Linked DNA regions of Homo sapiens: region 1 is linked to region 2. A link is a contact called in ENCODE Hi-C or POLR2A ChIA-PET data. All regions are on one chromosome and are shown on one strand. The core of a region is the stretch at or near the end of the contact, and the rest is flanking DNA. Distances in the headings are between cores, read along the strand shown.

The links. Hi-C counts contacts between places; a loop is a spot of excess contacts on that map. ChIA-PET counts read pairs that join two places held with the same protein, here RNA polymerase II (POLR2A). Pooled maps may share reads with other maps.
Region 1: a map with no recorded cell type shows a loop between it and region 2 (2.3-fold over the local background). The contact joins the promoter of EBLN1 here to the promoter of PIP4K2A in region 2. A Hi-C loop is called at or near these places in 4 of 168 maps with a recorded cell type or tissue (B cell, OCI-LY7, ascending aorta and 1 more), 5 of 37 single-sample maps with no recorded cell type and 21 of 50 pooled maps. POLR2A ChIA-PET finds 5 or more read pairs at or near these places in 4 of 52 experiments (SK-N-SH, WTC11, activated CD4-positive, alpha-beta T cell and 1 more).

Annotation. Positions count from the first base shown.
Region 1 is chr10:22,216,460-22,221,899 of GRCh38, forward strand. EBLN1 (endogenous Bornavirus like nucleoprotein 1) reads right to left here and starts at 1,556. Exons shown (of 3, transcript NM_001394757.1): 1 at 1,457-1,556.
Region 2 is chr10:22,713,038-22,718,732 of GRCh38, forward strand. It overlaps PIP4K2A (phosphatidylinositol-5-phosphate 4-kinase type 2 alpha), which reads right to left and starts at 1,541. Exons shown (of 10, transcript NM_005028.5): 1 at 1,146-1,541. The coding sequence starts at 1,289. RefSeq lists silencers at 277-386, 687-806, 977-1,056, 1,357-2,026 and enhancers at 1,187-1,795, 1,796-2,403.

The DNA of each region.
Region 1 (5,440 bases), core at 306-2,805, 500 kb before region 2:
CTCAAACAGGGCAACAACCTCTTTAAGGAAAACAAGCTACTTGCATCAAAATGAGAATACTTTCTACTCTTCTGGAAAAATATCTAGATGGCAACATTCTATGTACAATAGGTAATTTATTTGTGGTTTTATTTCAAAAACTTAGAATATTTGTTTGAAATATATAATTCTCATCATTGGTAGTTTGGCACATAAAACTCTTCTAAAAATATAGGTTAGACATATACAATGAAGACTGAGGAAGGACAGGATTTTAGTGAAAAGTTGCAATAATTTATAAATTGTGCTAATACAATTAAACGGAGTATAAATCTTCAGAAATTTTAACTTGATTTTCAAAACACTGGAAGTTTAATCAAGAATCACGAGTACTTCTTGCCCTATGTGCACTCCATCTCTGTTTTGCCAAAATCCACATAATCAAAATTTTTTATGATTTTCCTTAAGACTATTTTATCGAGATCAAAAACTAAGTAAGTACACTTGAGCTTCAAGTCTAAAACACAAAACTTGTGCGCTGCATCATTTTACCTTGACTCAGCCAATCAGAATCCAATGTTGCCTGGGAAACCCTCTCACGCTTATTACAATAACAATTCTGTTGCTTGATTTTTAAAGCAATAAATACATACTCAGAAATTATTTATATATATATGTATGTGTATATATATATTTTTTTGTTTTGAGACGGAGTCTCGCTCTGTTGTTCAGGCTGCAGTGCAGTGGTGCAATCTTGACTCACTGCAACCTTCGCCTCCTGGGTTCAAGTGATTCTCCTGCCTCAGCCTCCTGAGTATCTGAGATTATAGGTGCGTGCCACCACGCCCAGCTAATTTTTCTATTTTTAGTAGAGATAGGGTTTCACCAGTGCAAAAACTTATCATCCTGGTTTCTTTTCCCTGATCAGTATGAGAAGGCACAAAGGAATAAAGAGAACTGCTTCACTTTCATACTGTTCTCATATTCATTTCTTATGTGCCAAGAACTTTGGTAATATAAAGAAAGACAAAGAGGAAAAAACATATCCTCTGCTTTTTCTGTATATCCTGCACACCATACATTTCATTACACACCAATGTGTTTGTCAGATTCAACTGCATTGTTATTTTTTATCTTCCTTGGTATACGCAAGAAAAATGGAAACAAAACTTAATGGAAAACAGAAAACTGTAATAAATGACAAAAGCAGATACTACGTTGGCTACATTCTCTGACTACACCATGATATAACCATAAATTCGTAAAATTAACTTTGGAAAAAACAACCACTTGAAAAAGGTTAAATATTAAGTCTCTCCTAAATAACTTCTAAGTCAAAAAGCAAGCAACAAATACAGACTATTTAGAAAATAATGTAAAGAGGAGTAACTAGGTGTATTAGTCCGTTCTCACACTGCTGTAAATATACTACCCGAGACTGAGTAATTTATAAGGAAAGGAGGTTTAATTGACTCACAGTTCTGCATGGCTGGGAAGGCCTCAGGAAACTACAAGCATGGCTGAAGGAGGAGAAGCAAGCACCTTCCTCACAGGGCAGCAGGACCTAGAGAAAGAGCAAGGACGAGGGGAACTGCCAGATGCTTTTAAACCGTCAGATCTCGTGAGAACTCACTCACCATCACGAGAACTGCATGAGGGAAATCCACCCCCATGATCCAATCACCTCCTACCAGTCCCTGCCTCAACAGTTGGGATTACAATTCAAGGTGAGATTTAGGTGGACACAGCCAAACCATGTAACTGCATAGCAAAATCTCTGTCGTTTAAATATAAATCTTAATGACTTTGCTGTTTTTTAAAAAATTAAAGTATACAAAGCAAATGTGTAACAAAAAAGAAAAAAACAACAACAATGACCTAAAAAGACAGGAAGAAATAATACATATAAAAGGAAAAATAATAAGAAAAGAAACCACTCCTAGGAGACTTGTGCCATGGATACTATGGCCCCTCACCCAGTCCCCCTTCAGGTTCAAGGCTGTTGCTGGGAGTAATTATTGGCTGTTGATGGCTCACAGCTGAATCCATTTTCTGGAATTGACCTTGGTTAAAGGAAGTTGCCTCAATACATTTATGTCTCTTCTTCAAGGGTAGCCCACAATCCAATGACTGAATTCAATGCAGCGATTCAAAGACCCAGCCCTGGTGCCTTGGATTGGTACATCTCTGAATGCTCTTTCAGCCTCAATGCTCCCCCTGGAGCCAGCTGAGGCTACTGATGCAGCTGCATTTCAGTTTGGCTTTTTCCTCTGCTCAGTACTATTTTCTCCCTGGCTTCCTCAAAGGAGTTGTTTCTGAGAGCACTCTTCAATAAACTGTACATGCAAATCTCAGAGTCTCCGGGCATCTGACCTGCAGCAGCTAGTGCTGGAAGTGATCCTAGGAAAGTGGCTTTAAAATGAGACCGCAGGCACAGCCAGATCACCCACTGGCAGGCAGGTACTGAAGACCCATCACTGGGGATAGATGGAGCATGGATACCTCTGGCATGAGACAGTGGTGCAAGTATTAAAACATTCCCGGTGTGAGCTGGCGTTGGATACCAGTAAAAGGGAATGCACTGGCAGGTGCAGTATCAGGATTTTGAGAGCTAGAGAAAGTGGTAATTACAAGGATTAGGGAATTGGCTGCTGCTGACAACAGTGGATGCCCTAGAGGAAGACAACAAAAGGCTGAGGTTAATTAATCACCAATTAAAGGCAAGCAGCAAAGTCAGACAGCCTCTTCCACACCATATAAAGAGATTCTCATCTTCTATGAGCCAACACCAAAAGAGGCTAAGAATCAAGCCCGAGCCTCAACAATAAGAGTAACAGAGCTTCGGAAGAGGTTGAATGAGGAGAGGGCCTTGTTGGGAAGAAGTTGACCTTAAGGCATGGCATGGTGGCATCCTGAATTCCCACATTCTCCCAGACTCTGGGCCTATAGAAGTGGCCCACTTCATCCTGTTAAAGACCAGCACTGCTCGCTCACTTGAAGATGATGCAGTCATCTGCCTTGCAAGGCCACAGGCATTCCTTTCAGATCCACTTCTACCTCCTGTTTGAGCCATCAGATAAATGAGTAGGGTTGAGTCATAACATGAGCCAGCCTGCTGAAAGAGGGAAGAGTTGATGCTCTCAAAAGGAGATGTAGGACTGAGCTGACATATACCATCACAAACCAAGACAGGATATTTGGTGTTGGATCAAAGTGAGTAGAAGATAAGGCTGGATAAAGGAGGGTCAATCAAGACAGAGCATTGTCCTGTGAAACAGGATTTAACCCTGACAAGCAACCTAGGAGTTGGTGACAACACACTACAAGATCTTAGAAGCTTGTAGAAAACATGGCCACATTATGTGAGAGAAAGTGCTGGAACTTCCATGGCAGACAGGAAAATAAAGGATCAAAAGGTTAGGAAAATGTTCTAGAGTGAATATACCCTGTTGAGTGCCAGAAAACCCACTCACCAATGACAGACTGTGGGAGGGGCCAGAGGACACTGTTTAATAAAGCAATAAAGTCATCGGGATGAGGGGCACCAGCATCTCTGTGAAGGTCAGTGTGGCTGTCCCCTGTGGCCTTGGGCTGATATTGGTGATACTAGTACAGAACTGGGCTCCCTGATAACAATGGGGATGATAGTGTCCTGCAGTGATAAGGGCAGATTGTGGGCTATTATTCTAATGGCTGGCAAGTTTGGATTGAAAGAGGGAGAGGTGTCTGACTCACAGAGATGTGAAGCTGGTTAATGGAACATAGCATCTGTAGGGACATCTTGGATGAGCAGCCAATAAGCATATTACTCAAATTATACAATCAGGATAAATCGAGGCCAAGAGGGGTGGCTCGCACCTGTAATCCCAACACTTTGGGAGGCCGAGGCAGGAGGATTGTTTCAAGATCAGCCCAGGAAATGTAGTAAGACCCCCCGCATCCCTATAGAAAATTTAAAAATTATCCAGGCATGGTGGCATGCATCTGTACTCCAAGCTACTTGGGAGGCTGAGGTAGGAAGATCACTTGAGCCCAGGAGTTTGAGACTGCCACGAGCCATGACGATGCACGCCACTGAACTTCAGCCTGGCAAAGAAAAGAAAAGAAAAGAAATCAACCACGGATCTTCAGGAGATTGAGACCAATCAACCCAATAAAAATGACCATATTCTGCCTCATTTCTGGATCCGAGCCACTACTCCGGCTAGGAACTCGTTAACTGAAGGATAGACCAGGTCCCAGGAAGAATTCTATCACCCACAGCAAGTACATATGATAGATTCCCCCAGTCCTTTTTCCAAAGGGACATATAGCCATTTGTGTGGGTGAACTGGGGGAATAGGAATTCCTGACTTTTCAAGGGTTTGAATTCACATTGATACTAAAGGATCCAAAGCGTCATCACATCCCCATTTGCCATAGTTAGAGTGGGCACATTCCACAAGCCAGGTAATAAATGCAGTCCTGGGTTCAACACCAGCTTGGGCAACGTAGGGAGTCCTCGACTCTACAAAAAATTTAAAAAATAGCTGGGCATGGTGGCACACACCTGTGGTCTCAGCTACTTAGGAGGCTGAGGTGGGAAGATCGCTTGACCTCAGGAGGTTAAGGCTGCAGTGAATTATGATCGTGCCACTGCTCTCCAGCCTGGGCGACAAAGCAAGACCCGATCTCAAACCAAATAATAAAAAATTTGAAAAATTTTAAAAACCAAGACATATGATAAAAAATGGTTGTTGTTTTTACTCACTGAGTTTTATAGTGGTTTATTATGCAACAACAGATAATAAGACAGAACTTGGTATTTGGAAATGGTGTCTGCCTTAAGAAAAACTTGCAGCCTTACCTTGGGACCAGGTGGTAAGCAGGAGATGGAAGTCCTTAAAGAGCCCATTACTGAAGGCTTAAAAGACAGTAACGAAATAGCTATTGGAGTCTGAAGGAAAGGGGACATATTATAATTTATTAACAGGAGGTACAAACCCCACGAAGACAGTGGTGAAACTGTCATCTGCAGGAACGCGGAAAACAGAAAACGTACATAAGGAACTGATAGTTCTGGCTGAGGATATTTATAGGCACACTGTTGAAAGTACTAATTGTTTTTATTTTGCTTTGTTTTGTTTTTAGCTGCCTATGAAAAGTACATGAGGAGTAGAATAGAAAAACAAGAGAAATGTACAGTTTTAAAGCAAAATTTAGGGGAAATATAAAGGAATCAGGATTTGGTTTGGTACCCCTTTGTGGGATGACCCTCTATTGAAATTTGTGTGACGTTTTCATTGTGAATAGAGTGGGAATATAAATTTTTGGAAGGAAGACCACAGAGGTGAAGAGCTACATCCTGTCAAGGGTACATACCATCAACATGACTTATCACTGTTGATGTTGATCTTGATCACCTGGCTGAGGTAGTACTTGTCAGATTTCTTCACTTAAAGTTACTCTTTTCTCCTTTCCA
Region 2 (5,695 bases), core at 291-2,790:
AAGCGAACTTACACTTTTCCCCAGATGCTAAGTGACTGCAGTGGCTAAGGTCATGGTCAAAATTCACAGCTCGTTTAAACTTTCCTGGCTGAGCCAACAGCTCCGATCATGTTTCCTGATCCTATCGAAGTGGATTAAAACTGCAGGAGTTTCTCGCTGTCAGATCAGCAGGAGGCTATTTCAGACCCTCGAACCGCAGTCCGCATAGCCCGCAGCGGCGCATCCTCCAATCCCCGACTGTGCGTGACGCTAACCTTTCCACGCGTTCTCCAGCCTTTCCCACACCCCCCACAGCGGGTGCGGCCAACTCGGGACCCCCTCCGCCCGCGCCCGCCGGGACCCCCGCCTGCTGTCCCCGCCCCGGCCGCCCTTCCGCAGTCGGTGACTTCTGCCTGACTCCCCAAAGTGGGGGGAGGCGACGAAGGGAGGAAGACTCCCCGCCAAGGGCTCTCCAGCCCGCACAGCGGCAGGGCGATGCGGGAGAAGCGCAGGGATGCCGCCCGACGCCAGAGCCATATTTACATCGGCTGCTGCTTTGCCAAAAAGCCGACTTGTGCCCAGTAATATTGCCTTTAAAGGAAAAAGAAAGGACCTAAGCACTAAAGCTGCTGCCCCAAATCTGCTCGCGCTCCGGTATCCTCGCCCCAGTGCCCCAGTGGGAGGCTCGCACGCGCCCAGCCCGGGACAGGTACACCTGCCCGCAAGCGGAAGACGCGGGCGCCGCGCGGCCCCCACACCGGGTAGCGGTCGCCCGGACCCGGCCCCCAGCAGCTCCCGCCGGGGCTGACAGCCGAGGCGCCGTGCCCCGCACAAACTTCCTACCTCCCAGGCTGCGGGGACCGACCTGCGGGCGGGCGGGCGGACCGGGGGCGGCACTGGCACCCACCGTGAGACTCACATGCACACGGGACCCCCGACCCGCACCGGGCCATAGATCTAAAGGGGACGCAAGTGGTGGTGCCTGGGCGGCCCAGAGGGCTGGGGGCACGCGCCGCGGGGCTGGGGGCTTCGAGGCGGGCGAGCAGCCGGAGGTCCAGGGCTGACTCCGGCTCCCCGCCCCGCAGCAGCTGCAGCCGGAGGAGGAGGGGAACGAGGAGGAAGAGGAGGAGGAGGAAGGGGACCGCGCGCCGCAGCTGAGCCCTTACCGAGTGGTTTACCCCCCACATGAGGACGCTGAGCAGCGGGTCGCTGGCCCGAAACAGCTTCACTTTCTGCGCTACGAAGTGCTTCTTCTTGGTCTTGGTCTTGCTCGCCAGGACAGAGGACCCTAGGTTGCCGGGGGTCGCCATGGCCGCCTCCTATGTCCCCTCCACCGCCGTGCTCCCGAGGCCGGGGACCCGCCCTCTCTACACCCCGGCCCGGGGAGGCAGCCGCATCCCCCCGGCGGCGGCCCCGGCGCGCCGCGCTCCGCTCCGCCCGCCGCCGCCGGCGCGCTCAGCCCCACTCGGCTCGCTCCGCCCGCTCGGCCCGGCAGACTGCGCTCGGCTCGCGCCCCGGCCCGTATCCTGCGCCCGCCGCGGATCCGCGCTCAGCCCGCGGCTGGACCCGGCGCGCGGCGAGCGGCTTCCGCGTTGGGCGCCGGCGTCATGACGCAGGGGGCGGGCGGGCAGGCGGGAGGCGGCTGCGGCGCCGCGGGCGGGGCACTGGGTGCGGGGCGCGGGGCGCGGCAGCTGGACCGTTAGGCTGCGCCTTCCCGCCCCGGCTCCGCTGCAGCCGGGCCGCCCCCTGTGCGCGGGCGACCTCCGGGCGTTCGCTCCCTGCCCGCGGAGGAGGCCGTGGGTTGCGAGCGGGAGCCTGGGGACCCCGGCTAGGCGTCCCCTGCCGCTCCCCAAGGAGGGAGAGGACAGAGTGGGCAGAGTGAGGAGGTTGGGGAGAGGAGCCCCCAGGCGTCGATCAGGCGAAGGAGGGAGGCTCATGCACTCACCCACGCCACGAGTCAGGAGACCCAGCCAGGTGTGAAATGCTGCAGGGAGACCAGGGCTTCCCAGCACCGAGGGGAAGGACCCGGGCACATTGCCGGGTCAGTCCCTGAAATGAACTTAATACTTTTGTGCGGATAACCGTCTGGCCTTTCAGACCCTCGATATGGGCCTCCTGGAGCCATTCAAGAGGGAGACTCCCACGTAATAGGCTGGGCTGTCACTGCCAACCCACTCCGTGCCCGGGGCAGGAACCTCGGACCTCATCGAGAGCCCTTGGCTTAACCAGTAGAATCATGCCCCAAAGTGCACCTTCTTCCAATCCATCACTATGGTACTTGCCATCCCTGCCTGTTTTCCAGTGCACTCACCGTCCGTGGAAATCTGTTCACCGTCTTCCTCCAGATACACCTAAATGTAGCCCTTATTATGCTGAGAATACTTGGCCTACCTCAGGAAGCTGCCATTCCAAGTATGTCTAAAACCCTGCTGCCCCCATATCGTCCTTGCAGTCGTCATCCTGTGCTATTTACTCTGACCCAGCTCACCAGTCCTCACGGAGTAGGTTCTTGGAAACTGTCACCTTAAGCAAAACAACATATAACAAAACCAAATTTGCCATAGGCTGACATATAAAAAAAGAGTTAAGTTCCTACAGCATTATTTCCGGTTACAAAAACATCACCGAACTTCAAAGTAAAAATTCAAAACACTTCTAATATTAAACATTAAAATAAATGTGAGCTATACCTCTTTTTTATTTTTATTTTTTCCCTTGAGATAGGGTCTCGCTGTGTCAACCAGGCTGGGGGTGCAGTGGTGCAATCACAGCTCACTGCAGGCTCTACTTCCCCAGACTCAGGTGATTCTCCCACTTCAGACTCCCCAGTAGTTGAGACTACAGGCGCGCACCACCAAGCCTGGATAAACTTCTTGTATTTTTGGTAGAGATGGGGTTTCACCATGCTGCCCAGGTTGGTCTCGAACTCCTGGGCTTAAGGAATCTGCCCACCTTGGCCTCCTAAAGTGCTGGGAATACAGGCACCAGCCACTGCACCTGGCCTACCTACATTTTTTAAAGATTGATAAAAACAAGATAATGGTTTGCCAAATTTCTAGTGATTAAGTGAGCGATGGTTGCTGTGGTGCTGGGTTAAGTCAAGGAATAAGTGTTTGCAAAGCAAAAGTTGCCTGTAGGACCTGCTGCTACCATGAAATTCAAAAACAATCACAAATATGGTAGCTGAGTGCACTCCTATCTCATTTATTGTCGTGCATTTTTATGATTAATGTACACTTACATATTTTTATTTTACAGTCATTTGTTTCACGGATTTATTCATTTTTCCAACTCATTTATTCCAGTTCAAGGTCACAGATAGTGGGAGCCTTATCCCAGCTGCTCAGCTTGGGCAAAAGGTGGGAACCATCCCTGGATAGGATGCCATTCTGTTGCAAGACACACACACACACACACACACACACACACACACCACACACACACACACACACCCCTACACTCACTTAAACTGGGACCATTTAGGAAGGGGGCAGTGATTCATGCCTGTAGTCCCAGCACTTTGGGAGGCATGAGGCAGGTGGACTGCTTGAGCCCAGGAGTTGGAGACCAGCCTGAGCAATATGGTGAAACCCCATCTCTACCATAAATACAAAAATTAACCAGGCATGGTGGTACACACCTGTAGTCTCAGCTATTCTGGAGGCTGCAGTAGGCGGATTGCTTGAGCCCAGGAGTTGGAGGCTGCAGTGAGCTGTGATAATGCCACTACACTCTAGCTTGGGTAATAGATGGAGACCCCGTCTCTTAAAACAAAAAAAAAAAAAGAAAAGAAAAACTACTGGTATCATGTAGACAAGCCTATGAACTGAACGTGCATGTCTTTAAGATGTGAGAGGAAACCAAGGTACCCAAAGAAAACTCTTGCAGGCACGAGGAGAACCTGCAAATACAAACAGTGGTCCCGGCTAGAAATCCATTTTTTTCTCATCAACATTATAACAAAACAACATTGAACAAAATGACAGTATTTGAGGACCCGCTGTAAGTTGTCTGTTGTCATTATTACTCCACTCAAATATAGTAGATACCTTCTGTGCCCTTGGCAGACTGCTTGGTCCTGTCAGGGAGATGAAGGATGACAGGCCATTATCCCTTTAGGATCTTGAGTCTCCTCAGGGGTTGAGGGGAGGTCATGTGGTCACCTTCATTTGCTCCTATTCTTTCTTTGACTGTTTTTTAAGTCCCCTCGTCGTAATTTCCTGCTTGCTTTCATCCAAAATGATATCTGCTTCTCCAGCATCAACCATCACTGCTCTTAGTGGTTTAAAAAAGCCCAAAACCTAAATTTTTAGTGAGACATCACGGGGACTGAGCTGTAGCTCTCCCACTTACTTGAGCAAATCACTTAACCTCTCCCAGCCTCGGGTTCTTTATGTTAACAGTAACTATCATCAGACACAAATGTCACTTTAGGAACTATTTTGAACCTAGTAATATAATCCTCCCCTACCTACATTATAGGATGTTTGTTAGAATCAAAATCAATAGTAGATAATGGCAATGAAAACCCTTTGTAAACCAGACAACACAATAGAAAATGTAGAGTGCTTGCAAGTAACTCATAAACTCTTCCCCGACCCCAGAGAAATGCCTGGTTGCACATTTGTACATCATTTTTCCACAGGCATCTTTTAAAAGTGTCTAAAACCATCTGGGCATGCTGGCTGATGCCTGTAATCCCAGCACTTTTGGGACGCCAAGATGGGAGAATCACTTGAGCCCAGGAGTTCAAGGGTAGCCTGGATATAATAGCGAGATCTCATTTCTACCAAAAAAAAAAAAAAAAATTTAAATTAGCTGCACATGGTGGTATGCATCCTGTGGTCTCAGTTACTTGGGAGGCTGAGGCAGGAGGATCACTGAGGCTGCAGTGAGCTATGACTGCACCACTGCACTCCAGCCTGGGCAACAGAGCAAGACCCTATCTCAAAAAAAAAAAAAAAGATATCTAAAGCCAAGTTTGACATCTTTCCCCATCCACAAGTTACTTTATTTCTTGTATTATATTGGAAATGGCATTCATATCACTCGGTTACCCCAGCTGGAAGTTCTTTTATTTAACAAATTTTCATTGGCCAGGCTTGAAGGCTTACCATCATCATCAATTATTGCCTTTCACCACCACCCAACCTAAACTCCTTTATTGGATCCTGCCCTTGAAAACAATTAGACTCAAAAATCCTCTCTTCCCTGATGCTTTCCTGATCCTCCTAATTCAAATTCATCCTTCCACCTCAGTGCTTCCATAGCATTTATTTGTTTCATAATAGCTATATTATACTTAATTTTATATTAATAATGCAAGACAATAGGCTTGCTGCAACTGCCAAAAAACTGAATTTAGTGATGACAGAGTGCTGAATGACCCTAGAGGAAGAGGGGATGGATACCTGTTGTTAGGAGAGGCTCCGCCTTAGGAAAGCAGCAATCTGTGGGTGGGTGCAGAGGCCAATAGCACCATGTGAGGGACAGATAGGGGCATAGTGTGGTATTTTTAGGTAGTTATGAGGAGACTTGCAGGTTTCAAAGGACAGAATTTCTGGTGATTTAACATGTTTTGAAAGCCATCTAACACAATACCATTCACAAATACATCATTAAATTATTTATTTATTTATTTTATTATTTATTTTTTTTGAGACAGGGTCTCACTCTGACACCCAGGCTGGAGTGCAGTGGCAAGAACACAGCTCAC